Regions from separate parts of the Homo sapiens genome. Here region 2 is linked to region 1. A link is a loop called in an ENCODE intact Hi-C map of the cell type or tissue named here. Cell type or tissue: breast epithelium. All regions are shown on one strand. Links, peaks and the distances in the headings refer to the core of each region. The heading gives the core; the rest is flanking DNA. Region 1 overlaps CDR2 (cerebellar degeneration related protein 2). Region 2 has its middle 42 kb from the start of LINC02890.

Region 1 (4,396 bases), core at 243-4,242:
CTTTTCTTAAAATAAACATATGGTATTGTGGTATAATAAAAATTATATATTTGGTCTTTGTCCCTGGTTTCTGGCATAGAACTCCTAAAACCCTTGGAATTTCCTGATAGGTTGAGGTCTGGTCACCAGAGAAGGCAACCACATGATTAGAGGGTTAGATCTATCAGTCCCAGCCCCACAACCTCTGGATAGAGGGAAGGGTTGGAGCTTGAGTTCAGTCACCAATGGCCAATAATTGAATCAATCATGCTGATGTGAGAGAAGACCTGGAGAAAACTGAAATGGGTCTAAAGGAGCTTCTGGGCAGTGCTGGGAGGCCAGTGAGCCCAGAGATGGAGACTCTATGTCAGCCCCACCCCAACAAGAGTTGGTGCTGACAATCGGAGAATTGGTGTTGGAACAGCAGAACAGCAGGTATCTTTTTTTTTTTTTTGAGATGGAGTTTCATTCTTGTTGCCCAGGCTGGAGTGCAATGGCGCCATCTCGGCTCATTGCAACCTCTGTCTTCCAGGTTCAAGCAATTTTCCTGCCTCAGCCTCCCAAGTAGCTGGGATTACAGGCGTGTGCCACCACACCTGGCTAATTTTTGTATTTTTAGTGGAGACGGGGTTTCAGCATGTTGGTCAGGCTGGTCTCGAATTCCTAACCTCAGGTGATCCACACGTCTTGGCCTCCCAAAGTGCTGGGATTACAGGCGTGAGCCACCGCAGCCAGCCAAGAAACAGCAGGTATCTTATCTGTTTGTGTCACCTGGTCCTGATCTTCTCTTACAGTATCTGACGAAGCAAGTGGAACTTCTACGGCAGATGAACGAACAACATGCAAAGGTTTATGAACAATTAGACGTCACAGCAAGGGAACTGGAAGAAACAAATCAAAAGCTAGTTGCTGACAGCAAGGCCTCACAGCAAAAGATTCTGAGGTAAATTTTCTAGAATCTGACAAGGAAGGACTAGGGGGAAGTTCTTTAGTATAAACTAGAATAGAACATGGCTGCAGTGGGTTTGGGTCAATATGGGATAAGGTTTAATTTAATTCTTTTTGGAGAATGGAGATTAAATAGACATCCTTTCCAATTAAGAAAGCCCAGTGTGAGTGGTTTGCACCTAATCTCTCCTCACCGCTTTTGCCCTTGATTCAATATGACAAGCAGCAGTGGCTTCTGTCTGTTCCTCACAGCCTGACTGAAACGATTGAATGCCTGCAAACCAACATTGATCACCTCCAGAGCCAAGTGGAGGAGCTGAAGTCATCTGGCCAAGGGAGAAGGAGCCCGGGAAAGTGTGACCAGGAGAAACCGGCACCCAGCTTTGCATGTCTGAAGGAGCTGTATGACCTCCGCCAGTAAGAGCCTGCCTTTCTGTGGAGTTACAGCAGGGACTGTCTCATGTCATTGGCACATTCTGATTTCCAGTAGATTGAAAGTACCATTTTAAGAAAAGTCACTTAGCTATTAAGCTACCATTGGTTTGAACAAAATCACTTAAACATATAAATTACAGAGTTCTTAGATATTAGTAGTTCTCATTTTGAAAGTCTTGGAACACTTATTTCAGTGTTTTTAATGTATTAAATCATAGTTTAAGATGAATTCTGATAGACTAGATTTGGGAGTTGTGTTTTACATTAGAGTGAAGAAAAACAGAAATACTGGTAAAACAAAAATTCAAGCGAACAGGAGATTTTTTGCTTAAAGAAGTACCTTTATAATTTAGAGTTATAAGTCTGAATCTTTAAGAAGTATTTATGGAACACTTGTGTGGCAAGCTGTATGCTAGACCCAAGGGTTGGCGAGCAAAATAGTTTCTACCCCTGTGAGCTTTCAGTCTAACGGAACGGCAGATAAGCAAATAAAAACACAAATAAATAGTCAAGGTGCTTCAGACTGAGCAGGAGAAACCAGGTGGTTCATTTGGTGGGTCTCAACCTTGGCTGTACATCAGATCACCTGTGGGGTTTTTCAAAATGCAAATACCAACACATTTCCTCAGGCCTAAATCAGAATTTCTAGGTGCGGGTAAAAAGCTGCCCAGGCAATTCTGATGAACATTCCTGGTTAAAAATCACCACAGCAACAGTAATTTGCTGTAGTGATTCAATCGTAGTTACATATTATGAATCATTTGGAGAGCCTTTAGAAACCCTCAGGCCAGGTAGCAGACCAACTAGGTTGGAATCTGTGGGTTGGGACCCAGGCACCAGTACTTTTTAAGGTTTCCCTTGTGAGGTCATTGTCATACTGCTAGAATAGATGTTCTCTAGTACTTTTAACATTAAAAAAAGATTTGTCACAAAAATTGAGTTTGCTTTCATGTGTTTATTTACCAGCCTCACACAATTCCATTTTAGCCACTGCTCCAAGTGTGGCTAAAAACCAATCACTGTTGGCCGGGTGTGGTGGCTTACGTCTGTAATCCCAGCACTTTGGGAGGCTAAGGCAGGAGGATCACCTGAGGTTGGGAGTTCGAGACCAGCCTGACCAACATGGAGAAACCCCGTCTCTACTAAAAATACAAAATTAGCTGGGCGTGGTGGCGCATGTCTAAAATCCCAGTTACTCGGGAGGCTGAGGCAGGAGAATCGCTTGAACCTGGGAGGCTGAGGTTGCAATGAGCTGAGATCGCTTCACTGCACTCCAGCCTGGCGACAAAGTGAGACTCCGTCTCAAAAAAAAAGAAAAAAAAATTAGTCACTGTCACAGCTCCTCAAATTTATTTAGTTGAAAAAAAATCACCAGTCTTCCTCTCGTCATTTTCAGTGGACCTGTGTAATATATTCTTTCAATATTTTTTTCCCTAGACACTTCGTGTATGATCATGTGTTCGCTGAGAAGATCACTTCCTTGCAAGGTCAGCCAAGCCCTGATGAAGAGGAAAATGAGCACTTGAAAAAAACAGTGACAATGTTGCAGGCCCAGCTGAGCCTGGAGCGGCAGAAGCGGGTGACTATGGAGGAGGAATATGGGCTCGTGTTAAAGGAGAACAGTGAACTGGAGCAGCAGCTGGGGGCCACAGGTGCCTACCGAGCACGGGCGCTGGAACTAGAGGCCGAGGTGGCAGAGATGCGACAGATGTTGCAGTCAGAGCATCCATTTGTGAATGGAGTTGAGAAGCTGGTGCCAGACTCTCTGTATGTTCCTTTCAAAGAGCCCAGCCAGAGCCTGCTGGAAGAGATGTTCCTGACTGTGCCGGAATCACATAGAAAGCCTCTCAAGCGCAGCAGCAGTGAGACGATCCTCAGCAGCTTGGCAGGGAGTGACATCGTGAAGGGCCACGAGGAGACCTGCATCAGGAGGGCCAAGGCTGTGAAACAGAGGGGCATCTCCCTTCTGCACGAAGTGGACACGCAGTACAGCGCCCTGAAGGTGAAGTATGAAGAGTTGCTGAAGAAGTGCCAAGAGGAACAGGACTCCCTGTCACACAAGGCTGTGCAGACCTCCAGGGCTGCAGCCAAGGACCTGACTGGAGTGAACGCCCAGTCTGAGCCTGTTGCCAGCGGCTGGGAACTGGCCTCTGTCAACCCAGAGCCCGTGAGTTCCCCTACAACACCTCCAGAATACAAAGCGTTGTTTAAGGAGATCTTTAGTTGCATCAAGAAAACTAAGCAGGAAATAGATGAACAGAGAACAAAATACCGATCACTCTCCTCTCATTCTTAATTGAACCTCTAGCTCTACTACTAATTTGCCTATTGCCTATCGCCTCTCTCTCCCATTCAGACAAGTGTTTGTAGACTCTGAAGCCTAATGTTACTCATGACGTTTGCCTCATTGCTTTGCTTATTTAGCAAATGCATACAACGAGGAAAGGAGGTGGCTAGTGGTATCAGTTCTCTGATCCACTTCCATTTAAGCTCCCCAGGAAATCCCATGACAAACTGGCCTCTGGCTGGCGCGCTGATTAGACTTCAGTTCCTGAAAAGGACCAGTGGAGGGAAGAGCTATACTTCTGGAGAAGTAGGCCTGGAGTTACTACAGTATGGGGGAAAAGGGTCGAGTTAGAACAAAGCTAAGGCAATTCCTATTGCTTCCTTGCGCAACTTCTCAAAACGATGAAAGTCAGAAGGCTGTCAAACTCAAATATCTTTGCAAACAGTTTGAATACTGTGAATTCATTACGAAGAATGTTCGAGAGAAAGCAGGGGTCTAATCCAAAAGAAATGTCATTAACCAATACTCCAAGTCCTTGAGTTTTGTTATATCTGAACTAGTTGAACTGTGACTGACAGGTAATCCTAATATATCCAAATCCAACTGAATACCAAATTGAGATGGCAAATTTTTGTTTGATATAAGTTAGCTTGTTAGCATATGCCCTAGAGGGCCTCCATCCCTGTATTCTAATGTTTTTACTCAAAGCTCTAGCCTTTAGGATAGGTGAATATGTAAATCTTTTAT
Region 2 (4,396 bases), core at 126-4,125, 310 kb before region 1:
CAGTAATGGGATGTCTGGGTCTACCATCAGAGTGAACAGGCAACCTACAACATGGGAGAAAATTTTTGCAACCTACTCATCTGACAAAGGGCTAATATCCAGAATCTACAATGAACTCAAACAAATTTACAAGAAAAAAACAAACAACCCCATCAAAAAGTGGGCGAAGGACATGAACAGACACTTCTCAAAAGAAGACATTTATGCAGCCAAAAAACACATGAAAAAATGCTCATCATCACTGGCCATCAGAGAAATGCAAATCAAAACCACTATGAGATATCATCTCACACCAGTTAGAATGGCAATCATTAAAAAGTCAGGAAACAACAGGTGCTGGAGAGGATGTGGAGAAATAGGAACACTTTTACACTGTTGGTGGGACTGTAAACTAGTTCAACCATTGTGGAAGTCAGTGTGGCGATTCCTCAGGGATCTAGAACTAGAAGTCCCAGCTACTTGGGAGGCTGAACACAAGGAAATTGAGGCTGCGTTGAACCATGATCTGCACTGCACTCCAGTCTGGGTGACAGAGTGAGATCCTGTCTCAATAATAATAATAATAATAAAACATTATCTTTGCGTTATTTATTCCTTATTTACTACTTTTGCTAATAGGTAAAGTAACATCGTGGTGAGGCACGGTGGCTCATGCCTGTAATCCCAGCATTTTGGGAGGCTGAGGTGGGCAGATTACTTGAGGTCAGGAGTTCAAGACCACACTGGCCAACATGGTTAAACCCCGTCTCTATCAAAAATACAAAAAGTAGCCGGGTGTGATGGTGCATGCCTGTAGTCCCAGCTACGCGGGAAGCTGAGGCAGGAGAATCGCTTGAACCCAGGAGGTGGAGGTTGCAGTGAGCCGAGATCATACCACTGCACTCCAGTCTGGGCGACAGAGTGAGACTCTGTCTCAAAATAATAATAATAATAACAATAATAATAAAGTAACACGTGGTTAGGTATCTGTTCCATTTCCCTGGCTTTGAATTTTTAGCCATCCCACCTTGTTTTAATTGTTAGAGCTTTGAAATAAGTCATTATATCTCATGTTCCCACCTTTCTCAAATTGTTCTAATTGAACCACAGGATTATTTTATTAAGCTACTAAAAACTGTAAATTCCATATGTTGAGTCTGTCAGCTAATTTTGGAAGAATTTAAATCTCTAAACTCTTTAGGTTCCAATGCAAGCAACTGAAACCTCTCTTTATTTATTTAAACCATCTGTATTGCTCTGTAAATTTTTATAGTTTTTCCTCATGTACATCTTATGTTACATACAGACTGGTTATTTTATTTTTTCATTGCTATTGCACAAAATACTTTTAATAATCGTTTCCTTATTTGTTACTGATTTTCAGAGGTTTATCTCACATCTGACCACTTTCCTGAACTGTCTTATTGAGATTGTTATAATTCTTATCATATAATCATGTCACTTATAAATGATAAATTGGTTTCTTTCATTCTCATAGTTCTGTCTCTTATTTCTCACTTACACCATTGGTCAAAAACTTCACAGCAGGCCAGGAATGGGGGCTCAGGCCTGTAATCCTGGCACTTTGGGAGACTGAGGCGGGAGGATCACTTGAGCCCAGGAATTCAAGACCAGCCTGAGCAATATAGTGAGGCCTCATCTCTTAAAAAATAAAAAATAGCTGGGTATAGTGGTGTGCACCTGTAATCTCAGCTACTCAGGAGGCTGAGGTGGGAGGATCACTTGAACCTGGGAAGCTGAGGCTGCGGTGAGTGGAGATCATGCCACTGCACTCCAGCCTGGGTGACAGAGCAAGACCCTGTGTCAAAAGAAAAAAAAAATCACAGCACACTTAGATCAGTAAATGAAAGGATATTAGTTGACTAGGGCTTCCTAATGAAGTACCACAACCAGGTGGCTTACACAACAGAAATTTATTTTCTCCTGGTTCTAGAAGCTAGAAGCTTAACATCAAGGTGTCAGCAGGGTCTGTTTCTTCTGAGGCCTCTCTCCTTGGCTTACAGATGGCCATCTTCTCCCTGTGTCTTCACATGGTCTTGCCTCTGTACATGTCAGTGTTCTTATTTTCTCTTTTTATAAGGACATCAGTTATATAGGATTAGTACCCACCATAACGACCTCACTTCAACATATTTACCTCCTTAAAGGTAATGTCTCTAGACATATTCAGAGGCATTTGGGGTTAGGACTTCAACATAAGAATTTTGGAGAAATGGGTCGGGTGTCGTGGCTCACACCTGTAATCCCAGCCCTTCGGGAGGCCGAGGCGGGTAGATCACCTGAGGTCAGGAGTTCAAGACCACCCTGGCCAACATGGCTAAACCCCGTCTCTACTAAAAATACAAAAATTAGCTGGGCGTGATGGCAAGCACCTGTAATCCCAGCTACTCGGGAGGCTGAGGCAGGAGAATCACCTGAACCCAGGAGGCGAAAGTTGCAGTGACCCTAGATCGCACCACTGCACTCCAGCTAAGGTGACAGAGTGAGACTCTGTCTCAAAAAAAAAAAAAAAAAAAAGGAATTTTGTGGAAATGCAATTCAATCCATAACAGTGAACATTTCTTGTCTCTAATAGGAAGATATCTGATGTTTCTTCAAGCCTGATGTGTACTTTGATTTAAAAGAGATATTTTTATCACATTTCTATCTCAAATTTTCAAAGAGCTTTTTTATCAGGAATGGATATCAGGCCTATTGAATGCCTTTTGGTACTTATTGACTAAATCATACAGAATTTTTATCTCTTCTTTTGATAGAATACATTAATAGATTTCCTGTTATTAAACAGTCCTGGGTCGGCATTGAGAATATAAAAAGAAATCCTACAAATCAATAGGAAAGGGATTTTTTTAAAATCTAGTATAAATTAGACAATGGATACAGACAGACAATTCTGAATATGGGAAGTACTCCAGATCAGTAAACACTGGAAAAATTTCCACCTCACTAGTAATCAGGGAAATGCAAATAAAAATGGGAATAAAATCGCATCCCACACAAGAGTTAGCAAGAATGTGGAATACAGAACTCTCACACTCTGTTGATAGGACAGTAAACTGCCACAACCTTATTCACACATGGCAGTGTAAAAAATGTGCACCGTGTTTGTTATAGCATTGTTTATAATAGCTACCGAAAAAAATAAAACAACCCAAATTTGTCTTAGTTCAGGCTGCTATAACAAAATATCATAAACTGGGTAGCTTATAAACAACAGAAATGTATTGCTCACGGTTCTGGGGGCTGGAAGTCTGAGATCAGGGTGCCAGCATGGTCGGGTTCTGGTAAGGGCTCTCTTCCGGATTGCGGGTGGCTACCTTCTTGCTGTATCCTTACATGGGGGAATGAGGGAAAGAAAGCTCCCAGGGGCTGTTTGTGTAATGGCACTAACTCCATTCATGAGGCTTCACCCTCGTGACCTAATCACTTCCCAAAGGATCTACCTTCTAATACTATCAAATCGGGAGTTAGGATTTCAACATTTCAATTTGGGGGACAAGGGACACAAACATTCAGTCTACATGTAAAAAATTATAAATAATGGCACTTTTTTTTTTTTGAGATGGAATCTTGCTCTGTTGCCCAGGCTGGAGTGCAAAGGCATGATCTTGGCTCACTGCAACCTCTGCCTCCCGGGTTCAAGCGATTCTCCTGTCTCAGCCTCCCGAGTAGCTGGGACTAAGGCACGCACCATCACTCCCGGCTAAATTTTGTATTTTTAGTAGAGTCAGGGCTTCACCATGTTGGTCAGGCTGGTCTCGAACTCCTGACCTCATGTGATCCACCCACCTCCGCCTCCCAAAGTGCTGGGATTACAGGCATGAGCCACCATGCCCCACCAGTACATTTATACAATGAATGAGCTAGATCTACTTGTATCAACATGGATAATCTCAAAAACAGAAGGCTAAATGAACAAAAGCCAGTTCCACAGGAACACACCTAGAATAAAACCAGTTATGGAATTTTAAAGAACATACAAGATAATATGTAGCTAAATATTGATGGATACTTATAAAAGTGGTAGGGATATGAAACATATATTGGAAAGATAAATACCAACTTCAAAATAGTCCTTATCTCTGGTTTTTGCAATTTATAGGGGATGGAAAAAGGAAGAGAAGAAAACCCAGGAGGGGTACAAAAAGTGTCACTGTAACCTATAAGATTTTATTATTTTTTTTTTAATAAAATGATTTGAAAAACAAACGTCTTTGCATTCCTAGGCTAAATCCTCCTTGGTCATGGTTAGTGACTCTATTAATGTATTATTGAATTCTGTTTGCTATTATTTTATTTATAGTTTTTCATCTAGTGCCTTGGTCTTCTGTTCTATTTTTTTTCCACTATACTCTTCAAGATTGAATTTCAGGGTTGTATCGTTCTCGTAAAATGA

The links. Hi-C counts contacts between places; a loop is a spot of excess contacts. Peaks named below come from ENCODE experiments on the same cell type or tissue, not always from the same donor. Only the 100,000 strongest peaks of a DNase experiment are listed, where the experiment ranks them.
Region 2: it touches region 1 in a loop (11-fold over the local background); 1 of 110 quality-filtered maps calls a loop at or near these places.

Annotation. Positions count from the first base shown.
Region 1 is chr16:22,346,227-22,350,622 of GRCh38, reverse strand. It overlaps CDR2 (cerebellar degeneration related protein 2), which reads left to right. Exons shown (of 5, transcript NM_001802.2): 3 at 774-922; 4 at 1,180-1,344; 5 at 2,800-4,396. The coding sequence ends at 3,658. Among named protein-coding and RNA genes, the nearest start is that of CDR2, 26 kb to the left of the region's middle. RefSeq lists an enhancer at 3,246-3,746. In breast epithelium, for the core only: no CTCF peak of the experiment used is centred there; a DNase peak (open chromatin) is centred at 2,153; H3K27ac peaks cover 1,977 bases.
Region 2 is chr16:22,653,027-22,657,422 of GRCh38, reverse strand. No RefSeq gene overlaps it. Among named protein-coding and RNA genes, the nearest start is that of LINC02890, 42 kb to the right of the region's middle. In breast epithelium, for the core only: no CTCF peak of the experiment used is centred there; no DNase peak of the experiment used is centred there.